Linked DNA regions of Homo sapiens: region 2 is linked to region 1. The links are chromatin loops, found by intact Hi-C in ENCODE. Cell type or tissue: HepG2. All regions are shown on one strand. Each heading gives the region's core, and the rest is flanking DNA. Links, peaks and the distances in the headings are about the cores only. Region 1 holds the start of MIR744 (microRNA 744). Region 2 holds the start of MAP2K4 (mitogen-activated protein kinase kinase 4).

What was found. Peaks named below come from ENCODE experiments on the same cell type or tissue, not always from the same donor. Only the 100,000 strongest peaks of a DNase experiment are listed, where the experiment ranks them.
Region 2: a loop joins it to region 1, with 2.3 times the contacts of the local background. A loop is called at or near these places in 4 of 110 quality-filtered maps.

What each region holds. Positions count from the first base shown.
Region 1 is chr17:12,080,486-12,091,380 of GRCh38, reverse strand. It overlaps MAP2K4 (mitogen-activated protein kinase kinase 4), which reads right to left. Exons shown (of 11, transcript NM_003010.4): 3 at 9,851-10,025. It overlaps MIR744 (microRNA 744), which reads right to left and starts at 9,482; the gene lies at 9,385-9,482. In HepG2, for the core only: a CTCF peak has its summit at 5,635 (motif pointing right); DNase peaks (open chromatin) are centred at 3,150 and 5,650.
Region 2 is chr17:12,020,177-12,031,071 of GRCh38, reverse strand. It overlaps MAP2K4 (mitogen-activated protein kinase kinase 4), which reads right to left and starts at 10,195. Exons shown (of 11, transcript NM_003010.4): 1 at 10,071-10,195. The coding sequence starts at 10,185. It also overlaps a transcript of ZNF18 not described here. RefSeq lists a silencer at 9,479-10,358 and an enhancer at 9,895-10,395. In HepG2, for the core only: no CTCF peak of the experiment used is centred there; DNase peaks (open chromatin) are centred at 6,541 and 10,291; H3K4me3 peaks cover 2,270 bases; H3K27me3 peaks cover 485 bases.

The sequences.
Region 1 (10,895 bases), core at 1,969-9,968:
TCGTCACAAAACACAGCAACATCCACTTGGTGAACAGTCCCAATCATATAGAAATGTCCCAAATTCCAAGTTGTTGAAAGGCTGCTTTCCTTCTTTTTGTGCAACATGGCACCTGGAAGTCATTGGTAGATTTAAATGTTGACAGCTTATAACATCGATGGACCAAAATCTTGAATAATATTTAGCCTCATGTGGAATGCCTCCATTTTTAACAACTTGAATTTAAAGTATAAATAACTCTTTTACTGATACTGAAGAACAATGTAAATGTGGTGCTGTTCTAGGTGTCCTCCAACTTTACACTGAGATCTCCAGGGGAGCTCTCTCTTCACAGTGACACAATTCTCCAGCCTCATATCCAAACCCTACCAAATCCATCTCTCACATACAATTTGTTGGTGCTCATCAGGGATGAATGACTAGCAATAAAACTAACATCGGTAAGTATGAAAAACTTTAAAGCAGACTATGACACATTGTTATCATGAAAAGGGACAAGAGGAACGAATAAAACTAAACTCGCTTAAGGACTGGAGTGGAAGAGCAAAGAAAAAGAAGCAAATAAGAGGATGGACAGAAACAGGCAGTATATACTGTCAAGGAAAACTAATTTATTCCCTTCTTACTCAGATATTATGCCTCAATCCCATCATAATGGTGACTTTTTGTTTGTTTGTTTATTTCCCTTCATTTTCTAAATTTGTTTTCATGGGTGGGAAGAGACAGGGAGAAGGGATAGTGGGAAAGCGCATGATGATGAAGTGATTGCTATTAAGGGGTAAGGTTAGGAAGACTCAAGTGTGGCAAAGGAAGGCAGGCTGACAACGCAAAGGCTAAGGATGGAGTTGCAGACGAGGCAAAATAAAGGCTCACGTTGTAGTTCCTAAGAAGCAGGTCACCAAGTAGCATTGTGCCTAGATGCTCAATAAATACCTGGCTGATTCTGATAGTGGTCCTTGCCAGTCACCCTGATTCAGAGTTAACCCTTACATCTCCATGTTAGGGTGCTCAAAGATATCTCAGTTACTAGAGAGGTCAGCACACACCTTATCCCAAAGCACCAGGGCCTGCCTTGAAATGACCCATTCTGTGACTGCCGGTGTCCTGATGTGACAACTACTGATTCTCCCAAATAACCCAGTTTTCCTTCCTACCAAGTTAAGCTCTTGAACAATGTATGTGAAGAGGCACTCTGGGTTACCTGATCCCATTCCTGCAGGGAGAAAGGGAAAATAATAGGTCATTATATACTCAAAAGACTCAAGAGTAAAAAAGGATCGGATGACAAGTCATATATGCACTTCATAAACAGAAGTTCTACGGAGGACATGACAGATGTCAGTTCCTAGGATCTGAACATTCTAGGCAAAAAGGATATGAGTCATCAGCAAACATGTAAGGAATCAAGAACTGAGGAGTCCAGAAAATGACTTTAGAAAGCAGTGGTGCCACAGACACACTTGAAAACAGCAACATAATCAAATAAACTTACAAAATGGCTATCAATTCTAACTGATGCTATTTTTGTTTTGTTTTAAAATGGAGACAATGCATGGAGGAATGAGATGTGAGGAGCATAAGAAATGGGAAAACTGACATGGAAGGACATGACCATCAGTCCTGGCAGATCTCTAAATTCTCACATGACAAATTCTTGTCAGGTGTTTGTATGGCTCAGCTGAGTGTCCGAGAGGGCAGTATAAAAAGACAGTAAGAGCAGAGTAGGAGATACATCTCCCTGCTGCACAGGTACACCTGTAGCTGCTTAGAGAAGTTAGGAATAGGTAGAGTATTCCAAAGTAAAAGACAGGTGAGTTCCTGGATCAGAAATTAGGACTCAGACACAATGAAACTCAGCAAGGTAACGAATTCAATCATTAGAGGAAATCAGTGTAGGGCTTTAGAGATTCTTCCAGGCACCAATTAAAACAAATAGACACAAGATAAAATAATGCAAGCTACTAGTAATTTGGCCATTAGCAAGGCAAAGCATCATTTCCAATTTACCACCAACCAAAATCAGAATACCAGAAGGCATTTACTCTTCAGCAATCTATGTGGAATCTGCTATAACTAGGTTAGCTAAAACCCATACTTCAGTGCAGGGGGCTTGTTCCCCTACATAAGCACCTACTATCATCTAAGGTTACCAAAAGAATCTGTATTCTGAGCCAGGCAGGGTGGCTCCCACCTGTAATCCCAGCACTTTAGGAGGCCGAGGCAGGTGGATCAGGAGGTCAGGAGATCGAAACCATCCTGGCTAACACGGTGAAACCCCGTCTCTACTAAAAATACAAAAAAATTAGCCAGGCGTGGTGGCGTGCGCCTGTAGTCCCAGCTGCTGGGGAGGCTGAGGTAGGAGAATGGCGTGAACCCGGGAGGCGGAGCTTGCAGTGAGCCAAGATCATGCCACTGCACTCCAGCCTGGGTGACAGAGCGAGACTCTGTCTCAAAAAAAAAAAAAAAAAAGAATCTGTATTCTGTATTTCAAGTAATTGCCAATTGTCCTGTCCAATTATATGATGGCTAAAACCACCACACCCAAGACAAGAAGCAAATCAAAAGCTCCCTATGATGACAGTTGTCCACCTTTTGTACCAGGTAGATATTAGTAAATATTTAATTACCCATGCAGAAATCCTAGAACTAGTACATGAGCAAACACAGCACATGGGACCTCCTCTCCACAGAAAATAAAGAGTGATATAGCAAAGGTTCAGCATTAAAAATCAAAAGAAGAAAAGAACAAAGATTATCTTAATCTTTTACATATTATATATAATATATTTAATATATATTATATATTATATATTTAATATATATTATATATTAGATATAATTTAATATATATTATATATTACATACATATTATAGATAATATATTAAATATTGTATATTTAATATTATATTTAATATTGTATAATATTTAATATATATTATATGTAATATATTATATATAATTTATATATAATATTACAACACAGTTGTAATATTTTGAAAACGCATCCAGTTTCTGTGATCTACAAACACCAATACTGCTATGCCATAAACATACCCTTCATTGTTCATTAAGTAATCCCTGCTAAAGATCCCTCTTAAGGTTACTGTCATTAATGTGAAGGGGAATCCACTGCTAGTCAATGATTGACATCAGATCAACCAAAGTCAGTGATGTAGAGGATAGGAGAGCAAGGATCACACTCCTCCAGTGTCCCTACTATTCTGAACCCTACAAATATGCTGCTTTCCCAGCAAAAATGTCCAGAATTCAGTTGTAATACAAAGTTGGAAAATCCTAGAAACCAAAGTTGGAAAATCCTAGAAACCATAGCAGCACATCAATATCCTATCACCTTCCTCTGGGCTGCAGAAAATCTTAGGTATTCTTATTTTCCTAATTTGTGGTACGAGTTCCTCCTTATCAGCTAGAGTCTTCTAAATAGATCACACACGAAAATGGCCATGATATCTCACAAAGCCATCATTAATAAGGTCAAAGCAGATGGCAACATTAACCAAAACAAACAGCAAAAGAAGCAAGCAAATTATCTAGAATGCTGATCACAGATGTAAATCTTTCTTTCCTGTGAAAAAATAAGTGTCTGTTAAGTCAATTATTTTAAATTGTGAAAGCATATATGATTTTACTACGGGCAGAAGAAAGAATGCTAATTCTTAATTGCAAAAATCATTCAAGTCTTTTAAAATCAATTTAATAAACTCTCAGTTGTATCTTAGCCCCATTAATTAATTAATTAATTAATAGTAATACCCCATTCTTCTCACTGGGGATACTGAGATCCACTTAATTCCTTTTACCTTACCTTCTGCTACGTATTATCAGAGCACCTGGGAGTTCAGTTCCAAAAGCATGTGTTATATTACATTATGGGAAGAGCTGCCCTGAGGACCAAGTTAATGGAACAAGTTTGACATGCCTTGGTAAGAGTGGTATCATCTTCTTCCTCTTTACTAACCACATCATCCACATTTAAAGAAACAATGTCAATCTTAGCACTGAAATTTTTAAGGGTCTGAAGACCATAAATGACAGATCATCATTTCAGTACTTACGACAATAAAGTGAGGTAACAATAGAAATCTGACATATACAACAAATTTCAGAGGCATAGCCATAAGATGACAAAGAATGATAGAAAATATGCAGGAAATATATCACATACTGGTTCAAATGACACCCACGCAGAGTGAGGTATGGTAAGACAGGTTTTTGGCTGGGCGTGGTAGCTCTCACCTGTAATCCCAGCACTTTTGGGAGGCTGAGGCGGGCAGATCACCTGAAGTCAGTAGTTCAAGACCAGCCTAGCCAACATGGTGAAACCCCGCCTCTACTAATAATACAAAAATTGGCCGGGTGTGGTGGTGCGTGCCTTTAGTCCCAGCTACTTGGGAGGCTGAGGCAGGAGAATCACTTGAACCCAGGAGGCAGAGGTTGCAGTGAGCCAAGATTGTGCCACTGCACTCCAGCCTGGGCGACGCAGTGAAACTGTCTCAAAAACAAAACAAAACAAAACAAAACAAAACAAAACAAAAAACAGGTTTTTCTCCAGATAACTATGTAAGTTGGGATTTAGTCCAATGTCAAAATTCATTCAGTTTAACCAAGTGATGGTAGAAGGTTTCAGAAACCAGATCTTTAGAATGTTCAAAAACATATAATGATTGACTAAAATTCACCTAGAGCAACCATTTCCAAACTGTCTTAATTGTACCCCTATTAATTCCTCAGAGCTGGTGCCCCAAGGGCTTCCAATATGGCTGCAGGTAGAGTCTGCTTCCCACCCTCACATAACCCCGAACAGTACTGATTTTGGCTGTTTTATTTCTTGGGTTGCACATCCAATTCTGTTAATGGAACAAACTCACAGTCTGAAAAACATTAACTTGGAGTGACAGCAAAACAAGCACACATGTATACTGGGAATTCCAACCCCATCTACATAAGCAACCTGAGTTCAAAATCAAGGCTGCCTAGAGGCCAGCCCTGCCACACCCCTTGAATATGTCTCCTCCTGGAAATGCTCTACTTACACTTTTCATATGACCACCACAGCTTTTAAGCAATATTAGGAAGCATAAAAGAATACAGCTCAATCACAGATGCCTTAAGTAAGTCACATGATCTGACCGAACGACGGCCTAAGATATTAGACTACAGTCTCAATTCTAAACAAAAGAGCCATGACATCTGCATCCCATAGGTGATTTGGATAATCAAATATGATCACTGCGGCCCTTTGGAAGTGAATAAAATGGCCTAACAAAGCACTCTATGCCATCAAAAAGGAACTTTTCCAATTGAAGGCCATCCCAGTATCATTCTAGTGCTTTCAGAACATGCAAGACCAATGTTTAAACACTAAAATGAACCTCCTCAAATCATTATTCATCATCATAATCCCCACTGAAATAATTTGGTAATGGAACTTTTGACAGAAGTGGCATGGTCTCTCCAGTGGCAGGAAAACAAGCCAAGCCATACTTTTCTGATACCTGACTTCCCATACTCACCATACTATCTACACCAGGGAGGCCTACTCAACCAGCAGATTAAAGTTCCGTTCTACTCAGGGAACAGCTGAGCTGTGGGCTGCTGATACTGTCAGCAGAGGGCTCTAGTCCTTACTATCAAGCATCAGGATTAGGCTGGGTCTCAACTCCAGGTCAAGGACACTAAAGTCAAAATCCAAATAATCAAGGAGAGGCAGGATTGCAGGAATCAAAATCAGGTTAACAGGCCAGAATCAGCAAGACTCACATCAATGAAACAGTAGAGGTGAAAGGGTAGAGCTGAGGTTCAAAAGAACAAGACAAGTTAGGCAGATCTCCAACAGAAAGAAAATACTTGAAACTCTTGCATACCAGGTCACATTGCTAACTCAGTCCGGCCTATGCACCTACCCTCAAACAACAGATCTGTTTTTCCTGATTAACCCAGATAATTTCTCAAGCAGAAGACTGAAAAGTCATCATAATGATCCACAATGACAAATTTAACATGACACATTCTTATTCCCACCTACCTGCTCAATATTATTCAGTTCTTCAATGAGATGACAGCTTTATTACAGTATTAACCCTTCACACAACAATTCAGATTCCACTGCCTGCCATCATCTTTAGTGACAGGTACTTCAGTCCTTATACTCCCTCTCATTTTCATTCTTACTTTTTCACGTTTCTTTGGTTTTTCGCACATATTCTACAAACATGAAAAGGGCATGCATACCTTCAAGAAGTCAATCTGGACATGAGTCTGCTAGAAAACAACAGGGAAGCTGGTACTCTAGGCATGCAGGATTTTTTACACTGCAGGCAGAGTCAGGTGGAGAATATACTGTCAGGCATCAGAGGCTTACAGTCATTCTTCCCTCTGTCAGCCATCTGAGCTTGTAAGCCCATGGTCTAAGCTGTGACATTTCATTTACTCTCTTTTCTCCTGTGTCCCTAGATTTTCTGTGGCATCCTGATTCTGACTGATGATGCTAGGTGTTTCTCCCAGATCTGAATTACCCTAGCTCAGAAACCTAATCCTAACTGCCTCTTCAAACATTTGGTCTGAACTCTGGGCTTTACCCCGCTACATTTAACCAGAGAGCTGGTTAACATATAGATGAGGTACTCCTCATCTATATGTTAATTGATGTGTTGTATTGCCATCCTCTCCCATTTCCACCTGCCAGAGAGCTGAGCAGGCACCTACTTTATGTAGAGGACAGTGACTGTTCATGTCTAATGTTTTCATTCAGTGGTTACCCCACCACCGTGCAAAACAGGACACTAAATAAATGTTATTTGTAAAGGATACTGATCACAGTTAGAAGTAAATCCCTGGTAAGAGTTGAAGGTTGTTCTCCCTGAGCTTTAAGAAACCCCAGAGGCAACACTGGCTTTGCCCTAGGCAGCCCTAAGACTAGTCATTCAGGCACAAGTATACAAATTACTCCCACTCACAGGAGAGCAAGACCCTTTTCCCAAGCACGTGCAATTAAAACTAAAGGGTAAACCATGTTCACATCTTAGGTCCTAATGCAGAAACTCACCGATAGCTTGGGAGACTGTCCTCAAACCAAACATCAAAAAATTGTTTTAAGTATAACTCTTACAATGTTACCTCACTAAATCTGATTATATCAAAACTGATTTTTAGATTAAGTCTTTGGGGTAATTAACTCTGGTTACTAAGAAGTCACCTTTTTCAAATATTTCTTATATATGGCAAAATAAATTTGGGGAAGGAATTCCTCAGAACTAAAAATGAGGAATAATACAAAGAAAAAAATCAAGCTAATATCACAGTTCACTTTTCTACAGATATTGCAAGTAAATCTTAAGGATCATTTCCAGCTTAACATCTAATAATGCAATCCTTCTTTATTCTCAAAGTGTGTATTAAGATGTTAGCACAGAGTTACTTCAAGCGTGTTTCTCATTTCACCAACAGCAATGGAAAGCTCTCAGCTGTGTGAACCACCGTCTCATGGTTCCTTTAAAACCGTAAAGTCTCAAATCAAACACCTCCTTAATCATACATTGATTCTGTATATTTGTGCCTGTCAATCCAGTCAATGTACCTAAATGAGGAATGAATGAACTCTCTCAAGTGTGATGAAAGACTATTCTTCTTTGAAGAAACCAATAATAAATGCATTCTTTAATTCAGAGATGGCATACATCTGTCATCAATTGGTATCAAATTTTAATGCATATTAATGCAAAAACACTTATTCTTCCAGTATTAATGAAGTCATGGAATCCAAAGGTACTCCTCAACTATATGTTAATTGATGTGTTGTACTGCCATCCTCTCCCATCCCCAACTGCTATGCTTGTTCAAGAATTCGAGATGGTAAACGAAGCTAGGTAGTACCATGTGGTGGGTATACATGTGACAGCAACCAGTTTGTAGGTCTCATGACTGCCTTGAAAGTTCTTCAAGTACAGCTGGGATTTTTAATAGCATCCCAACTGGAACTGTCACAGTAGCCAGTAGCCACTGATAATGTAACATTACAAATGATGGACAACAATTTCCTATTTTCATTCTTGAATTCCTACAAAACTTGAGTAAGCATTATACAACCCAAAATATTATCAAATTAATCAGTGAGAAAAACTTTTAAGTGTCAAAAGGAAGTACCCTCTTTACCTTTATGACCTTTTTAACAATGGCTAAAATCAATCCATATTACTAAAATGTTTAATAATGTTCATCAACAAAGTTGAAGCACACATAACACAAACTGTAAAAAGCAGGAAATAATTTTTTAAAATTACTTTCCCTAGTACCTGAAAGAAAAGTTTACAACTTTAACTATATAGGAAACCTTTCCCTTAAGATCCAGCCAACTAAAACTGGATGTCACACACAGGTAGCACAAAGGGACAACACAACATTCATCCAGGAGTCTAAATAAAATGACTCTTTCCACTTACACTGCAGTGGCACAAAATAGGAATACAGAAATCATTTCACATTCCAATAAAACATTTTATTTTAACACATAATGCAGAGTTCTTCACCTGTGCATCTTTAGAGGTCTACGGTTTGTATACAAAATGTTGTGTATATACACCTGCCTATGAAAAGTCTATAGTTCTCACCACATTTTAAAAATACAGCCAAAAACAATGTTAGGAACCCATAGAGAGAATCATAAAAATTTTCCCTACCACTAATTTAACATTACTTTCATATGACCCAGCAAAAAGAAATGCTCAACAGTGAAGGATACTAAAATAGTTACAGTAAGGTTTGGCTCACAACAGACTTCTACACAGAAAGCATTTTATTTTAATTTAAATTCATTCTCAAATGTCAAGAAAAAACTAAGGACTCTTATCAACCACTCTGACAAACTCTCAAAATAGGACACTAATAGGAAGATGATTAGCTTGGACTATATGCAAATCCATTCTGAATTCTTGTAAACTGAAACATTTTTGTTCCCATAGGAATTTTAAGCTCAGAGAGGGTATGGCCACAGCTAGCTTTTTTTCCTTTGTTTTTGCAAGTTGTTCCCCCTGTTGCTGATTTTCCTGAAATATCTTACATACAGCAAAGATTTGTTAAACATCTAAACAAACAAATGAATAAATTACAATTACATGAAACTAGGAGTCAGATGGAAACCACCAGTTCTTTACAGGTACCAGCATAAGCTTGCCAGGTATTGTCTATGGATCAAATCTCTGTTTCTGGCCATTTTTTTTTTTTAATGAACATATTAAGTGGCACGACACAATAAGGACAAAATGTGACAACATTATCACAAGGTATGCATTTCAGTACAACTTTAAAACCAGGGAACAGGGCAGTACTGAGTAGAGATGAAATAAACAAACAGAAGCCGAGCCGGTCAGGACCGAGTAAGGTTGAGGTTAGTGGCAACAGCATGTGCGTGGTTTCCAGGAAACCTTCAGTAAGACTGCTGTTAGCCCTAGCCCCGCACCTTGCCCAACCCAGTGTGCTGCGTCTTCTTCCAGCTCCCGCCTGGCTCAGTGCAGCACTGCCCTGCTCCCAGGGGTGCAGCCGCCCAGCCTGAACTCACCTTGGCAGTAGAAGGGCCTGAAGTTTAAAACATGTTAATGCATCATGCCAAAAATGCAATCAACATGCACACTTCATACACTCATGTTTCCAAAGAGATAGAAAATGTGCCACCAATAAGAAACCTCTACACAGAACACCCTCAAAGGAGTTGGAGAAACAATTTTTTAAACACCCACATTTACCACAAAAGTAGGAACACAACAACAGTGGTATTACTGCACCATGAAATTTCACCTAATGGATTAAAGTACCAAAAATAATCATGGCATCACCTACTTTAACTGCCATTATTTGCCCACTTGGTTTGTGGACCATTTTGTTGACAGAACCATAAGCTCCTCGTCCAATTTCTCCAAGGTCTTTCAAGTCCTCTGCAGTGAAATCCCAGTGTTGTTCAGGGGAGATCTTCAGTTTTCCTGATGACTCAATGCTGTGTGTTCTCAGTCTCTCTCTGTTAAAATATTGGGAAGCAATTTTTCCACATTTTAAATAGGTTTTAACTTTTTTCTTTTAGTACTGATTAATGTGTGGGAAAAATGTTTTCTAAATTACTAAAATAGTCTGACCTCCAGGTTTTTGAAGTTTTTCATTTGTGTCATCCTGGTTTTTTACACACTGGATTAAGAATGATCTAGATTTAGGTAGTCAATAGACACAGCTTCAACGGGATTCATAAAAACAAATTGCCAAGAAGATTTTTAAAAATTCCCATTTATTGATTAAACTAATTCTGCAGATCAGTTTTCATTTCTAAATATAAGATCTTATTCAAACTTGGATGATGGTTTATCCAAACAGCATTATCAAGTGAGAATCCCAAGAGCTGCAAACCTTATTGCGAAAAAGTTCTTACCCTATCTTACCCAACATTAGTTATTCCAGTGCCTCAATCTTCAGTTAGTACAACTATTCCCAAGGTTTGCTGTACCTTACAATCACCTGGGGGAGATTTTAAAAATCTCAATGCCCAGGTATCGTCCCATAGCAATTACATCTGAATTATCCAGGGACAGGAGTCAGAAAACAGTATTTTTAAAGACCCCCAGATGATTCCAGTAATGTTTGGGAACTAGTGCCTTAGTATACTGTCCTGTTCTTGTTAATACCATCCTGAGGTGGGAGAACAGTTAACTGAATAGCTAGCTGGCTCTAAGAGGAAAATTGCCATGTGCTATTCAAAATTGAAATTTTCAGCCCTCGTTCGATAAAGCAATGGGATAAAAAATGAGTGGCTCGTAGACAAAAGAGCTCACTCATTACATATTTCCATTAAATAAAAAATCATCTCCAAAATCTCAACCTGGAGATCAAAGTATTAATA
Region 2 (10,895 bases), core at 2,896-10,895, 61 kb after region 1:
ATATGCTACCCCACCAAATGTGCAGTGGGAACAGAATTCAGAAAGAAAAACAGAGATGTATGGGTCTTACAAGCCTAAGCAACTAAAAGCCACTGGCCTCCTACCACGCAAAATGAGCTGACTACATTCAGGAAGAAAAGGGTTCTCTGGAAGTAGCAGGCAAGTCTTCCCCGCATCCCACTGGAAAAGGGAAGGTAAAACTCACCTTCTACTACAACTGGAGAGGAGGCTGGGAAACAAACAACTTTAAAGCAAAATACCCTGATTGACTGTTACTAGGTAGCAAAAAGAAAGAGGTGAAAAGGAGAGAGAAGAGGTGAACAAAATAGTAATATGGATGGCGAAAGGAGCAAGAAAACAAATTTGTAAGGTATATGAAAAAGAAATCAGTTGGATCTATATGTAAGGTTGTGTTAAAAAAAGTTACATTGCTTAATAAGTGTATAATATATTAAAAATTTTAAGGTATATGTGACTGAGAATGACAGAATGTCGCCAATGATTGCTCTAACACATTAAAAGCTAAGCGCCAGTTTAAGTGTTAAAAAATTCTCAAAACCTGAAATTCTGTCACCAGTACAGAATCTATATAAGTAGCTACAAAGGAGGTGGGAAGGGGATTAAAATGTTCAAAGCATAAGTATAGACTTGTTCTTTGTATCTAATTATGAAGTGACCAGGTGAACGAATTCTGGGGTCTCATCCAAACATCCATCTCTCCACATTATTTCTCACTAAGAAAATACTTGGTAACTCGCCCAGAGTCCACTGACAAGCAAGGTCTAAATTAACTGGAACACACTGGCTCACCTTTTCTTTAGCAATTCTGTAACTTTCTTAACATTATTAAATTAGGGAAGAAGCGTTTTTAGTTAGTCTGTCTAAATCTTTAAGACCTGCAAAAGTCAGAAAGTTAGTGCTTATAGTGCAGATTTGGGAAAGTACCAAATAGCTCCACTAGCTCATACTCAAAGGGTAAGGATGGGCAAAGGGGACAAGCAACAGTCTTGCACAAGAGAAAGATGGTGGGAAGGAAAAATGAGGAAAACTTCCAATATCCTCAACTTTACAAAATGCAAGTTCTTAGTTATGATATAATATTCACTAGTATTCACTCACATATGTTCAATTTTTCTTTTTTTCTTTTTTTTTTTTAGAGACAGGGTCTTGCTGTCGCTCATGCTGGAGTGCAGTGGCATGATCATAGCTCACTGCAGCCTCAAACTCCTGGGCTCAAGCAATCCTCTCATCTCAGCAGGTGCAAGCCACTATGTCTGGCTAACTTTTGGAGTTTTTTGTTTTTTGTTTTTGTAGAGATGGAGTCCCAACATGTTGCCCAGGCTAGTCTCAAACAATCCTCCTGCCTCAGCCTCCCAAAGTTATGGGATTATAGGCATGAGCCATCTCACCTGGCCAATATGTTCAATTTTTGAAGTCTCCCTTGTCTCCGAAATTCTGACTTCCTATTCACTTACTTTAAGTCCTATCTCTGGAGGTACTAGATAATCCGTTGAACCTGTTGATAGTTAACTGGTTACATTTTAAGTCGTGTGTGCCTCACTTTTTTATATCTGGGTGAACTATCTGTACCCTGGGGCTTAATTTGACATGATCCTCCATTTATATTTTCCCCATTACAAGTAGGGGTAAATTTGAGTCTTTTTCATTTTTCCTGGCCCCAGGCAAGTTTAATTAAATCTTAGAATAAATATCAAGAATAATATTTATTTAAGAATTTAAATTCTTAATTCTTGACACTGATGAATCAATATCAAAATGCATAGGACAGAATGCTAGTAAGCCTATAAAAGAAATAAAGCTACATGAGGGTTTTTCCTCCTCCTTTTTCTCTCTACGTATCTCCTACCCTCGTTCCCACATTTGCCCCTCATTCTCACCCTCTTACCTCAATTTTAAGATCTTTTATGTGGCCATAACTTGAAACCTACAATTTACTGTTCTTACCAAATACAGTGAGGTAAGCGGCTGTTTAGGATGTGTAAGTGTTTATAAAAACAAAAAGCAAATGGTGTTCGATAAAGTAAAAAACAAAATGAAGTGTGTTAGGAGACCAGAGTTCTAGTTCCAACTGTGAAACTGAAGTCATTTCACTTGAGTCCTAGTTTTGTCATTTTTAAATAAAGAATATTATCTTAAGGGTTTGAAAACAGTGTGCCTAAATCTAATTTTGCTTGTGTAATGGCCATTATGAGGTTTTGTAGTTATCTCCATTCCCATTCCTCTAGGTTGATAATATAAATCAGAGAGGGTGTGGGGCCGGACATAAGTGGTTTCCTATCTCCTCAGTAGTTGCTTCTGATTCCCTGGACATTCTGGATTTTTGCACTGCTGAAAGTGCATTATGAACTACAATATGAACCCACACTAATGTAAAGAAAATCAGAGCTGCCTTACTGGGTCATGCCCATAAGACCGTGCTACAAAGTCTTTCCTCTGTCACAAGCATGAAGGGTCTATTTGTCTGACACCTTCAAACTTCCAACTTCAAAATTCTGGCATGTGCCTTAAACCACAGCTACCCATAGTATATCATTATGGCTCTAACATGTAAGGCGTTATCTAAACCTACCCTAAATTTGTATTTTCATTGTACTCAGAGCAAGTTCCCCAAGATTTATTTCCTGATGGTTTATTTCTTTCAGATTTCCTTATGTCAACTTTCTGAAACTATCAAAAGGGAGCCACCCTAAGTTAGCAATTCCAGGTTGTTAGAATCATCCACCAGTCAGGAGTTGATAAAATACTCATCAAATCCCTTCCACACTTTTTAAATTCAAGTGTCCTCATAATGCCAGCTCTTTTTCTCTCTTTGGGCAATGACCACCTTATTTATTCTTTGGCCACAAAATTAAATGCCACATTACCTTCTCAAGCCTGTTTAATGAAGCACAGTACACTGAGACAGTAACTTACAATTATGTTCCTTCGGGCAAGTATCTAACTTCTATGAGCCTCAATTTCCTCATTTGTGAAAAATAAAATAATACCCAAAAGAGCTTTGTGATGATTAAATGGGAAAATATATCTAAAATGTCCAACCAAAAGCCTGGACTAAAGCAGGTTATTATTATCACAGGCACTATTATTCCTGTTCTCTCCCTCATGGGAGCAACGATTATGGCACCTTCCCTATCTTTCTGGTGCTCACCAGACCAGCTTAACCTACACAAAACCAGTCTTTCTCCTTTCATTCACAGTCACCTTGAGAGAATTAAAAGGGAAGGACTCCAAACAGCCCTGGAGATCCACACCCCACCCTCTACACCTCTGCCACAACCCTTCCTAGGCACAGCCTGGTATCCTGAGGACTCTAACAACCCCAAAAAGATGGATGCTTCCCCATGACAGGCACATAACCAGATCCCAGGGAAACTGCCAAAATCATCAGGGGAGCTCCTTAATGTCACTGATTTCTTCAGCAAAGCCAGGCAATAAATAGACATAGGCATGTCAGATATATATACATCTGACATATATATATCTCAGATATATATGTCTGGTAACACTTTGCTTGATTCCTCTTTTTTTAAATGTTTGAACAATTTGGTGTCTGTGTGTGTGTGTGTATGTTCAGATATATATGTCTGGCAACACTTTTCTTGATTCCTCGTTTTTCAATGTTTGAGCAATTTTGGGTAAAATGAAATACAATATAGCTCGAAAAAGCTGCTGTGATGTCCATTTTAATCCTCTTTCTCCGTGGTGGAGAATAATGTGTTGTTCTTAAAGAACCAAGCTGCATACAATGTAATTGTTTTCTTCATTCAAAAGGCCCACCTTGAGTTGTGTAAACTACTGGCTAATCATCTCCCTTTCACTGTGTAGCTACAAGCAAGGCCAGTCTTACGACTTGAATACTTTCTATTAATTTAAGTACACATTAAACTCCCAACCTTACCGAGCATGAAGAGACACCTGAAGATTTTCTAGAGTTGGGAGGAAACAGCTAGAAGCTAACCCACATCCACTAGCAAAAATAGTAATTTGCCCAGATTACAAATTTAGCCAGAACGACAACATTTGTTAAATTTTATGACAAATGAGTTCCTTTTATATATAGTGTTAAAAGGATTCTATTACCTTTCAAATCTGCAATGGTTTCCTCTAATTAAAGTCTTCTACTTACTTGGAGATTCCCAATCGAAATGTCTCCAGATTCAAAATGCCACTGTAAACCCTCCAGCAAGTTTAGAACATTGTAACATGAAGTGCACCATTCTTGGAGCACCAAGGCTCCAAAATCATCTCAAAAGGTGGCTGGTTGCTTGGAGCTTCCGCCCCCTGACTGAAACCTAAAATAATCTCTCTCCTCCATTCCTGAATCTGCATCACTTCTGGCAAAGATGCTTCCTTCAGACCTGAATGGCCGAAATGACTTAAAGAGGCTCAGAGAACCATGCAGTAGAGTAGTAAGAGGAGCAAAGGCTACCAGTCACCCAGGTGGTTAAAACCTACCTCTTCCGGAACAAATAAACGTCTACCCCCTCATCTATGAAGGGGACTATGTCCACTTACCTTTAAAGGGTGGTTGTGAGCATCAAATTAGGTAGGAACAGTGAAAAAAGTTGTTAACTGTTACTTTCCCTTTCTTTTTTAAGCCTCAATTAAAGTTTCTCAGGTTGTATCATTGGAGCCATCTGCACTTCCTAGAGACTACAAAGGAGACTGACCTCGATTATGTAGAATGGAGTTAGGATTATGATATCCAGACCCCTAAAAATAAGGAAACTCTATGGGCTCACATCAATCCAGCTTCTCAAATTAGTGAAAGAAGAAAAATTTACGAAAAAAGAAAACGACTCAAAATACAGGGTTAACTAATATCCCATCTTAAACAAGTTTCAGCACACATTCAGGCTAGTAAGGTATTTTAAAGGAAAATGTGAGAAAATATGTATTCTAAAAGTGAGGTGAGATGTTTTTCCACTTTTTTACTTTAATACTAGGGTTGCTCTAATTTTTAAGGGAACATAAGAAGAAATGCAGTCTGAGCTTTGAGGGGGGACTAATTTGCTGAGGTGAACTTGTATGAGGTTATGTTAAACAGTAAAAGAAATGTTATGCAACACACTGGGAAGGGCAAGCAGTTCTGGGGTTTGAAACTCTTCACTGTCTGCACAAATCAGTTCTTTAAAATTAAGATAAAGGTCTCCCATGGTTCTCGAAAACCAGACTAATTAGTAAAAACAGATAAACAAAATCAAAAGCAGGACATTTCATATACATTTTATATTCAAATATTTTTGGGAGAAATAACTACATTGATTTTAAATCTCTTGACTTTTTCTTAACAGATATACTTCATTACATTTTAAAGTACTGGGCGTGTTTTCTAAAGCAGAATCAAGCTATCATCTTTCTACTTAAACTGATACATAAAAATGCTCAGCTAAGGGTAAATAGCTAAGGACTCGACTGGTCACAAAGTTTTCTGTAAATCAGAACTTTAAGAGAATCAGAGGCACCTACAACATATACTTTCTAACTATTTCTTGTAACAAGTATTTTACAAATGGCTCAATGTTTTTCTGAATCAATTATAGATTCTATTCTAACCATTTTAAGAAAACATCTATTGAAAACTGACATTTCTCAGCTAAGCGATCTTTGAAATCTATTACATTTTAAGTGATTAGTAGCTACAGCAGGCAAATAATCATGTCTAATAACAATCTGTATATACTTATAGATATTCTATAATTTTCAAAGCACTTTCACATGCATTAAGAATGTGATTCTTACAATGGCCCTACAGGTTAGGCATTATCCCTATTTTAACAGATGAGAAATTTCTGAACAGAGAGTTGAGAAAAGTTAGGGAATTTCCCTAAAATCTCAGTGTTTGTAAACAGCAGAGCAGTTACCTTAACCATGGTTTTCTGAGTCTAAGTCCAGTGCTCTTTACACTTCAACATCCTTTTGTTTCTTAAACATTACTACATGCTATGGGAACGCTAGCTGCTACAGCTACTACTGGAAAAGGAATCATCCTGCCTATGCAATTTCATTATAGAAGCTGTTGAATTCTCAACTGGCAAGCTCTATTAATCAGAATATGCTATTCTCTAACATGCCAACCATACTATCTAGTACTATTTGCTATACATATCTAAGATTAATTACCTGGTATAACGGGATCTTCTCTTTACAGGATTCACACTAACCCAGCTAAAGTCACGAGGCTTTAGATTTGCCACAAGGGAAAGCCCTAGCCATGGCTAGGAAGGTTCTTGAATGCTACAAGTCAATTCCGTACTTTAGGTTGGCTAAAATTTCTTGGACTAAAGAATAATACTTTTCCACAGAATGAGGCCCTAATATGCAAGAAATTTTCCTATTAAATCTATCTACATTAACAAATTATTGATGAAACATTAAGAATAAAAACATTTCTCAGAGTAGTTAATTTGAGTATTGTTTCCTCTCTCAAATGCAAACTCATCCTAATGCCAAATATACTTTCATAAAACCACTTACCTAACTTGGCAAACAGATCTACATTTTGTTAGCTTTAGTCATCAAAGAACCAAAGCCTAAGAACTACTCAACGTATAAAGGTTGGGTGTGTTTGTGAATGAACATGAAAAAAAAATGAGTCAGAATGAGTGAAGACACTCAAATCTTTTGAGTAATAACAAAATTAGCAGCTATTCCCTATTATCTGAGGGACAGTGGCAAAAATGGCCAGATTAGAAGCCATAACTGTTAGCATAAACATGCAACCAAAGCTACGTCTGTTGATTACTCTTATAATCAAATTCACTATAAATCCCATTCCAACCATCTACCCATCCCCTATGAAAAAAATGAGTAGAGCAAATTGATAGCTAGACTTCTGTTTCATATCGTTCACATTGTAATTCATTTGAGAGTCCTCAGATCCAGAAAAAAACAGATCCGGAGTTTGAAGTAGAATAAAATCTCATCTAGGATACTCTGAAAGGACTGCTCAATAATGAAAAGTGGGGAAATCAACAGGTTAGAGAGAACAGTGGGACCTAGTAATATGAACTAAAGAAATTGTGTGGTAAATAATGAGAGGTTAGGGACTCATTTACCAATAGTAAAAGGGACCATTAATGAGACCATAACAATATTGTCGCTACTAACAATGATGGCTAATGTGTATTGCATCCTTACTACATGTCAGGTCCCAGGCTTACATGCATTCTCAAAGCCACCGGGGAGGTAAGCGTTATTCCCACTTTCCAAGTGAGAAACTGAGGCTTCGAAAGGCCAAGTTCATTGCCCCTGGTCACAAAACGCATATCTGAATCCTGGCCAAGAGATTCAAACCCAGAACTCCAGAGCTCTGGTTCTTAAGCAGTATATTAAGAAAGCAATATTGGCCAGCCTGGACCACTCTTGGGCCATAAACATGAAGCCATGAAAAAGTATTCAAGGTTATCCAGTGCCCACCACAGTGCTTACCACATAAGAGGATGTCCAATGTCTACTGCATGAAACATTCCTTATGTTCCACAACTGAATCCTGCTGTTTCAGAGAGCATGGTCATTAACAACTCCCAGAAAGGAAGTTTTTTGAGTGGCAAGTATAATTAGATTGGGGGAGAAGGAATGGAAGTACATCAAACATCTTCTAAGGCCCACTCTGTGAAGTCTGATCTAAAGCAAAAGAAGACCCTTGGCAGATGAAGTACAGTATGGGAGGTGTGACTCCCATACAATTGGATGGGAATCTTTCTTTTTGGGTTCTTATAAGATTTCCTCTTCAAGGGCCTCACAATTAAGATACAGAACAAAACAAACCAAAAAGAAGGATCCTAAATTGCTGCTTAAGTTCAAGCTTTATAACAGACTGTTCTAGACAACATCCTGAGAATATCAAGCACTTCATTCTGACTAATGAAAAAAGTTTCAAGAACAAGATATAACACATTCCTGAATCAATCAAGACTAGACACAATATTGATAAAAAAGAAAATTCGGCAATAATTCATAGAGAGGTCTTAGGTCCTTTTTCCTTCTAAAATGGGTTCTGCTTATTAGAAAGTTTAGTTAACTGGGTATCAACATACAAGGGCTGAGGAGAACGGACAGCATCAGAAAAAGTCCTAACCACTGCCTTAGGAGTTCCTAGAACACTCCAAGCTCTTCCCTGCTTTGGAACCTTCATACACACAGTTCCTCTGCCTAGAACCGTCTTCAGGTAAAAGAGGGTTAGCTTTCCAGACAAGCCTTCTCTGACCATCTTATCAAGCGGACTGCCCTCTATTATCTTCTATCACAAAACCCAGCTTGTTACCTTTATTACTTTTCCAACTAGTAATTTTTCATGTTTAGCTAAATAGCCTTCCCTCCCCCATCTTCACAGGGGGATAACCTCCATGAGGACAGTTAGAGATGTTCAATTCTCTATAAACTCAGCATGAGCGTTTTATGCAGATGCTCAATAAATATTTTTTGAACCAAAAAAACACACTGTATCCAGCTATTTCAAACTGTCAGCCTCCCCACCAATAAAACAAACAAACAAATCACCTTGTTTTTATAAGCTTTGTAAGTCACCCATCTGGAACAAGAAATACAATCCTAAATTGTCATTTTGCCATTTCATTTCGCCCCAACCACCACCACCTAAATTGTAAAGCTGTACAGTCAGGAAGTCAATCTTATACTTCATCAGTATAATGTGCTGTGCAACACAGTGGGCATCCAATAACTAATTCAATTTGAATGAATTATCTGAGGGCCTGCACAGAAAGTGTCCTCTAAGCTCTGACATCATCCTGTCTATATATCTATCACTGGTTTTTATGTATATTAAAATTATTTCATGGGGAGGGTGACAGGGATGTAAAGATAAATAAAATCCTGTCTCTTCTTTCTGAATTATGGCATGCTCTATAAACATGAACTATTCAATAAATGTCTGTTGAACCTAACTAAATGCTAGAAGCCCTTTAAGAGGAATGGAATCAAAAAGTAACCATGGTCACACTGACTACCAAGGGTACCCCAACCCTTATTCTGTTAATAATTCAACACAAGCAGTTTGCTAAAGTTGTCAAGAGAGTTCTGAGATTCCCTGTTTTAAAAATAGCATTACTACTCAAAATTCCCCAGTAAATTTAAGGAAATGGTCCCTAACAGGCTCGGGCCTGGCCTGGTATTTTCACAACACCCCCTGTCAAAAGCCATACACAGCTAATAAGCATTCCCAGTGGGGAAAGTCATTAATTAGCAGAGCTGCCTCAAATGTCCAGACACTACAGTATCACTTTGACCCCTGTCTATTTCCTGTATCTCTCCATTTAAACCAAATTAAGTCTTCTTTTTTTTTTTTTTTTTTTTTCTTCCTGCACGCAATGCTAACACAGAAATCCCTGGCCTGGAACAAAATGCCTCTCCCAGGCCAATGCAGCCTACCTACCTTACAGGTGGCACAGGCCTGGGCAACCCGCCCCCCACCCCCATCCCTTCCAGCGCACAGAAACCCTGCAAAAGTTTGAAAACGCAGGTTCCAAGAGGCCCCCGTAGCCCGAGGTCAGCTCGGTGGTCCGGCTCCAGCTGTGCCCGGCGACAGCCAAGATGGCCCTGAGCGGGGCCCACTGCGGCGGCGGGGCCGAGGGGCGCCGGCCGGGGCCGCTGTCTTCGCCGCCTACCTGAGCGGCGTCAGGGACCAGGGGGCAGGCCCGACGCCCCTCCCGCTCCGCCGCAGCCCCGAGCCGGCGCGTTCCCGGAAACGGGGGCCGGGCGGGCGCCAGGTAAGCGGCGGGGGCGATGGGGACGGCCGCGGGGGCGGTCCCGGACCAGGTGGGCCCTGCGGGCCTGCTGAGAGCCCGGTAGGGCCCAGGGGCCAAGCGCAGGCAGAGGCCGCGGCCGGGGCCTATGCGGGCCGGAGCCCGGATCCAAGCCGGGCCGGAGGCGGCCGGGAGCGGGGCGGGAAGCCGGGGAGGGAGAGAGGGAGAAGCCGGCGGCTGCCGTGGCTTCCTCAGCCGGGTCCGGGGGCGTCCGCTGGGGCAGGCCGCGACGACGCGGGTTGCCGCGCTAGGGGGCTGGGATCTCGGCGCGGCCGCGTTCCTTACCCTGCATGCTGCTGACGGCCGGGTGGCCTGGCGCCGGGGACCCTACGGGGCCGGGGGTGCCGCTGCCGCTGCCGCCCCCGGAGCCGCCGCCGCCGCTCGGGCTCGGAGCCGCCATTGTTGGGAGTGAAGAGCCGAGCGGCGCCGCGGCGGCTGCAATGCAGCAAGCTCGGCCTCTCGCACGGCCGAGGGGCGAGGCTTACCCCCGCCTTGGCCCCGCCTCCGACACGCCCCGGACACGCCTCCTGACACGCCCCCGCCAGAGCCCGACGCGCAGCCCGGGCCAGATGCTGAGCTGCAGAACCGCCCGGCTCTGGGTGCGCGACCTGTGAAGCAGACAGCTGTCTTGGACCAGGGCTGCGGGCCCGCGGGGCCTAAAGTGGTTTGCAGAATTAAAGGTGGGCCTGCATTTGTGCGGAAAGAAGGTACGCAGCTTTCATCATTCCCATGGAGGTCTGTGACTCCCAAAAGTCCACTTTGTTGGAATCTCAGAACCCCAAATCAGAATAGTAAAGCTGAAAAGGATCCCAGGGATCCCTTTCTCCTCCAGTCGCTAACACATCACTTCCAGAAGGGAGTTACCTAGAGCTATGGTTACAGTCTGGAACTCCTCTTAAGCCCAATACCCCAACCCTCTACACTTCTCTGAGGGGAAAGGGGAGTCCCAAGGGGAACTAACCAAAGTGCTGTCCATGGACCCATCCCAAAACTACTGAATTAGAGGTTACATTTTAATAATACCACCAGGTAATTTGTATGCCCATTAAATTTGAGAAGCATATATTTAAGCACTCGACACTTCCCAGCCTCCTGAAATATGCTATCTAC